2 separate regions of the Homo sapiens genome follow, and region 2 is linked to region 1. The links are chromatin loops, found by intact Hi-C in ENCODE. Cell type or tissue: heart left ventricle. All regions are shown on one strand.

What was found. Hi-C counts contacts between places; a loop is a spot of excess contacts. Peaks named below come from ENCODE experiments on the same cell type or tissue, not always from the same donor. Only the 100,000 strongest peaks of a DNase experiment are listed, where the experiment ranks them.
Region 2: a loop joins it to region 1, with 4 times the contacts of the local background. A loop is called at or near these places in 28 of 110 quality-filtered maps.

The regions. Positions count from the first base shown.
Region 1 is chr3:124,015,746-124,018,245 of GRCh38, reverse strand. No RefSeq gene overlaps it. Among named protein-coding and RNA genes, the nearest start is that of KALRN, 16 kb to the left of the region's middle. In heart left ventricle, a CTCF peak has its summit at 1,525 (motif pointing left); no DNase peak of the experiment used is centred here.
Region 2 is chr3:124,558,519-124,561,018 of GRCh38, reverse strand. All of the region lies in intron 33 of KALRN (kalirin RhoGEF kinase), which reads right to left. All of the region lies in intron 2 of LOC105374076 (a long non-coding RNA gene), which reads left to right. Among named protein-coding and RNA genes, the nearest start is that of UMPS, 170 kb to the left of the region's middle. In heart left ventricle, CTCF peaks have their summits at 761 and 973 (motif pointing right); a DNase peak (open chromatin) is centred at 1,678; H3K27ac peaks cover 489 bases.

The DNA.
Region 1 (2,500 bases):
ATTGAAGGTCTCAGAGCCTGACCTCATCACTACCTACCATTAGCACAGTGGTCAGGATAGTCAAGGGATCCCAGAATGAGCATTTACAAATGAGGAAAATGACGCCTATAGCAATATGTCAACAATGTCTGGCAAACAGCCTGGTTTATAATAGGTGCTCAATAATTTTATTGAATAAGGGAATAAAGAAAAAAATAAATGAAACAAGAGATTTTCCAGAAGGTCACACAAACAGGGACAAAAAATCCAATGTTCTAAACCCTCACACCATCTCTTAATCTAGTTATATCATCCTCTGGGTGAGCCTAGCCCACTTTAAAATGGATATTCAGATGTCGGAATGAATAGAGCAGTGTGCCTGACTTAAGTAATATCAAAATTTTAATTAGAGATGTGGAAAAGATGGAGTCGATGAAGCTCCCCTGTTATCCAGAGACCATGACCATTCCGGGTGGTTGGTTTCGTTTCTAATGCACATCTGCTCCACCTCACCAATTGCTTTGCACAATATGAGTTCACATTACAAAGTCAACAATTCTTTATCATCTGCGTGGTCAGTCACCCTTTTGTTGTCCCTCCCTTGTAATTGTTTAATCTGGCCTCCCCTGCCACATTTCTTGGCTGCCTACTCTCCCCGCTCCTGTCAGTCAGGTTGTACTCAGGGAAGGCAAATGCACAGAAAAAGTCCAGAGTCAATTAGAACTAATTAGGTGTTTCATCTGCTGCTTTGGATTATCCGTGCCCTCTATAGACACACAGCATAGGCTGGTTGAACAACCACTCCTGGATTGGGGAGCATTCTAAGATTCACACACAGCTTCCTATTGTCTATGCTAATGGAGGTAAAGGCTGGTGTGAATGTACAACAGAGACATTTAAAAACCAAGGTATAGTTCACACTCATTTTCATTGTACATTTTAGTGAGTGTTTACAACTTTATATAACTGTCCGACCATCACTACAATCAAGGCATAGCATACTTTCAACATCACAAAAAGTTTTCTTGTGCCATCTCAGCCAATCTGCCCCCACCTTAGTCCCAAGCAACCACCAGTCTGCTTTCTGTCACTGTAGATTAGATTTGTCTTTTGTAGGGTTTCACATAAATGGAACCATGGAGTACATATTCACAAGCTATTTTTACTTGACTTTGGAATGGTTTCTCCAATTTCCTTCCCAGTGATGTCTGGTTTAGGCTGATATTAAAATGTGTTCATGTTCCCTACATCCACACTGATTTGACAGGGTGGGCAGAGCTGGGACATGGAAGAAACGTGAGAGGCAAGACGTGGAGGCTGATGAGCATAATTATTGGCAATGAGAAGAATGTTGGCTCTCCCCAGTATTTGTAGAATATGACAAAGCGGTGTGCCCATGTTGTGCCCTGAACCTATTTTCAAGGTCATTCAATACAGAGTCTCCTAAATTTAACTACCTAGGAATTGTGTCTTGCTTTGAATGGACATTTGGAAACTCCAGACTCTAGCCAGCCCCTCTCAGCCACGGAGTCATTGCTCCCCCTGGTGTAAACACAGAGATTTTTTACCCTGTGTCAGGCATTCCCACCACCGCAGCCCTCCCTGGACCACAAGGAGCCAAGGGCAGGCAAGAAAGCTTCAGGCTCCCTCTGGCTGTTGTTAGGTTCCTGGGTCAAAGGCTGAGTTTGTGAACACAGAGAAACACTAAGAGATCAACCGCTTGAGAGAGGACAGGAACAGAGAGAAGGGAAACCCCAGAGACAGAACTAGCTAGACATGCAAGATAGAGAGGTGAGGGGGCAGAGGCACAGCCCAAAAAACAAAGCAAGAAGCGATAGAGGGATGGGTTTTTTCCTCCATTTATGAAACATCCTAAAAATTTACTCCTCTGCCCAAAATAGATTCAGATCCAGGATATGAGAATCCTTGAGAAGTGAATTTTAACATGGGAATGCCGATAAATCTTTTAAACAACTTATACACCTCCAGGTGCTACTGGACCTGCTTAATCTCTTTAAACCTCCAGTAACTCCAACCATGGTGTTTAAAGTCTCATAAATCTGCACTAGCTTAAAATAGGGAAATATAAATCACGTTCAGAAGCTTAGGGGTAAGGACAGGAGACGGGCATCCCAATGCCGTTTAAAACCACAGCACAGGCTTTTCATCAAATTTTTCCAAGAAAAGTTAAAATGAAAAACATTCAGGTTTCTGGGTTGTGGTTTCATAAGTTCTCAATTTGTTCTTTTTCCTTTTTTTCAGGGCGGTGGGCTGGGGTCCAAAGGAGCATTGACTAGCTAGTCAGTTGGAAAGAAAAAAATTGCAAACACCCATCTCACTTAGTCCTTTTACACAAAATAAAACCTAAAATAAAAAATAATGACAAACTACTACCAGAAGTCATTAGAAAACAGCAATGTTTCCGGTAAAGCACCAACAAAAATAATGTCTGGTTTTTGTTAAATTGTTAATTTGTGCCAAAAAATAAAAGTTATAGATACTATTCTACTAATAATAGCTA
Region 2 (2,500 bases), 540 kb before region 1:
GGCATTGAGTATACATAAAAATCATGTGGAGAGCTAATAAAATGGAGATTCCCTAGCAGTTCCTTCTCTTGCTCCACCCCTCAATCACACATCATGATTCAGTAGGCCTGGGTTAGGGCCTGGGAATGCCTTCCACTGCCCCCAGACAGGGTCTCATTCTGAAACCCAGGCTGGAATGCAGTGGTGCAATCTTGGCTCACTGCAGTTTCTACCTCTCTGGCTCAAGTGATCCTCCCACCTCAGCCTGCTGAGTAGCTGGGACCGGTGTGTACCCAGTAGGTGGTACAGGTGTGTACCACCACACTCAGCTAATTTTTATTTTTATTTTTGTAGCGACATGGTCTCACTATGTTTTTCTTGAACTCCTGGGCTCAACTGATCCTCCCGCTTCAGTCTCCCAAAGTGCTGGGATTCAGATTCCAAAGTGCTCTGTAAGAAATACACTTCATATTTTGACCAGGGAACACTACATGTGAATAGATTTATCACTGAAACACAAGCTCCACTCTGACATTCTATTTTATGTTTTTCTCTATTGCTGTTGACATCCCACTAATTTGATTCCACCTCGCTAATGGACTCTGTAGAATGCCGGCCTAGATGACTGAAATTCTTTCTAACTGAGAGACTCTCTATCACTGAGCTTCTGCACCTCAGTAGAGCTGCTCCTCTGCGACCACGCCAGGGGCTCAGGGTTGCTTCTTGAGGCCAAGCTCACACATAGCTGGGGATGCAACTTGCAGCCCTTTCAGGGCAACATGGTTGAATCCAGGGATGAGTGTAGTCCTTTTGCAGACTGTTAGAGCAGAAGGGGCCTGAAGCTCTAGTTGCAAACAGCCCAGCATGGCACCCAGATACAAGACCCACTTCCCTCTAGGGTGGGTTACAATCAGACCCATGGGCTGGACGGGAGAGGATAAAAATCAGGCTTCTGTCTCTCTACAATTCAAGACACAGTTCCTGGCGAGAAGCCTAGATACGCCACTAGATGGCAGTGTTTGCCTCCTGTAGGCTGCCTAGTCCAGCCAAAGGAAGAAGTGGAAACAAGATCAATGGGCAATTTCTTCCATGCTCACACGTTGTAGACAACCGGGCTCAAGCTTTAGATACAGCCCAAAAGCCATTATGGTTCAAATAGATGATGAATATCCTGGTTCACTTCACCTCAATGGCTTGATCAAAAAGATATACTACACCAGGTCCCTACCCTGGCAAGAAGCGAATTCCAAAGAATGGCCAACAAGGGAGGGTGCTGGGGAAATGGTTTGAGGGGTCAGGCAGAGCTGCTCCTGCAACAGTCCCTCCCATCCTCTCCTCCAGGGATGCTGTAGGGTAAGATTCTAAGACCAAAGTTATTCCTACTCAGGGAGATGCTGGGAGCTGAGTAGGCAGCACAGAATCTCGGCATGCATTCAGGTTATGTTTTTGATTCTTCTCTGATCTTGTACCCCTGCTTCTGGAATCTTCTCTCATCTTACTCCCCTCACTGTATGCTCCCACTCCAGCAGCGAGTCCCTGTCTGGCCTTTCATGCCTAAGTCTTGGCCCCCTTCCCAGGAGCTCTCAGATATTTTCTCTGCCTAATTCCCTAGAACCCTGCCTAAGGCCTGCTAAGCCTTCTTGATGCTAATTGTCTGCCTGGCTTCCCTCCAAGTGCCTGCTGCTGAGTCACCATCCAACTCCTTGTCCTTACTTTCCCAGTCTCTCTCCTTTCTGGGTCCTGGCCATTCCCAGTGGGGCCTGTTCCCCTGCTGACCAATCCCTGGGTGGACACGGCCTCCTTCACCCTCCGCAATGCTTCCCAGAGGGGCAGAAGGAGCTCCTCCTGTCCTCACTTTCCTCCAGCTCCACAGTGATAGCTGTGCTGGCTTCTTTCCAGCATGGACCGCTACATACATAAGGGACATTTCGTAACCACTCTTTGTAACTCCATCTGCATTTTCAAAGTTCTCACGTTCACCAGAAATGATCATTTTCATTTAGGTCTATTTTTACATGATTAATATTTGGGGATTAACTGAACCTCCTTCTTGTATAAACTGTGTGAGCTAGATTGTCCCTTTGAGCTTCCTCATGTTATGGAAAAGACACAGTTATTCTGTGATGGTTTCCCAATGGCATCCAGAGAGTGAGGACAGGACCCCTGAAGAATTCTCCTGTTGTCATTTCAGAGCTTCCATTTGTGCACCTCTGTGTCTCTGCTCCATTCTCCAAGGCAGCATAGCCTCGTTTAGGGCATGGGCTCTGCAGCTCCTCACCAACTGTGTGACCAGGAGCAAGTTACTTCACCTCTTTGTCTCAATTTCTTCATCTGTCAAATGGGGATAATGACAGTATCTACTTCACAGCTTGTTGTGAAGATTAAATGAGATAGTATTAAAGCACCTAGGATAGTGCCTTAAGCAGAGAGAGCTAAATGATTGTCTAAAAAATAAGTTCTGGGCTGGGCGCAGTGGCTCGTGACTGTAATCCCAGCATTTCGGGAGGCCGAGGGCGGTGGA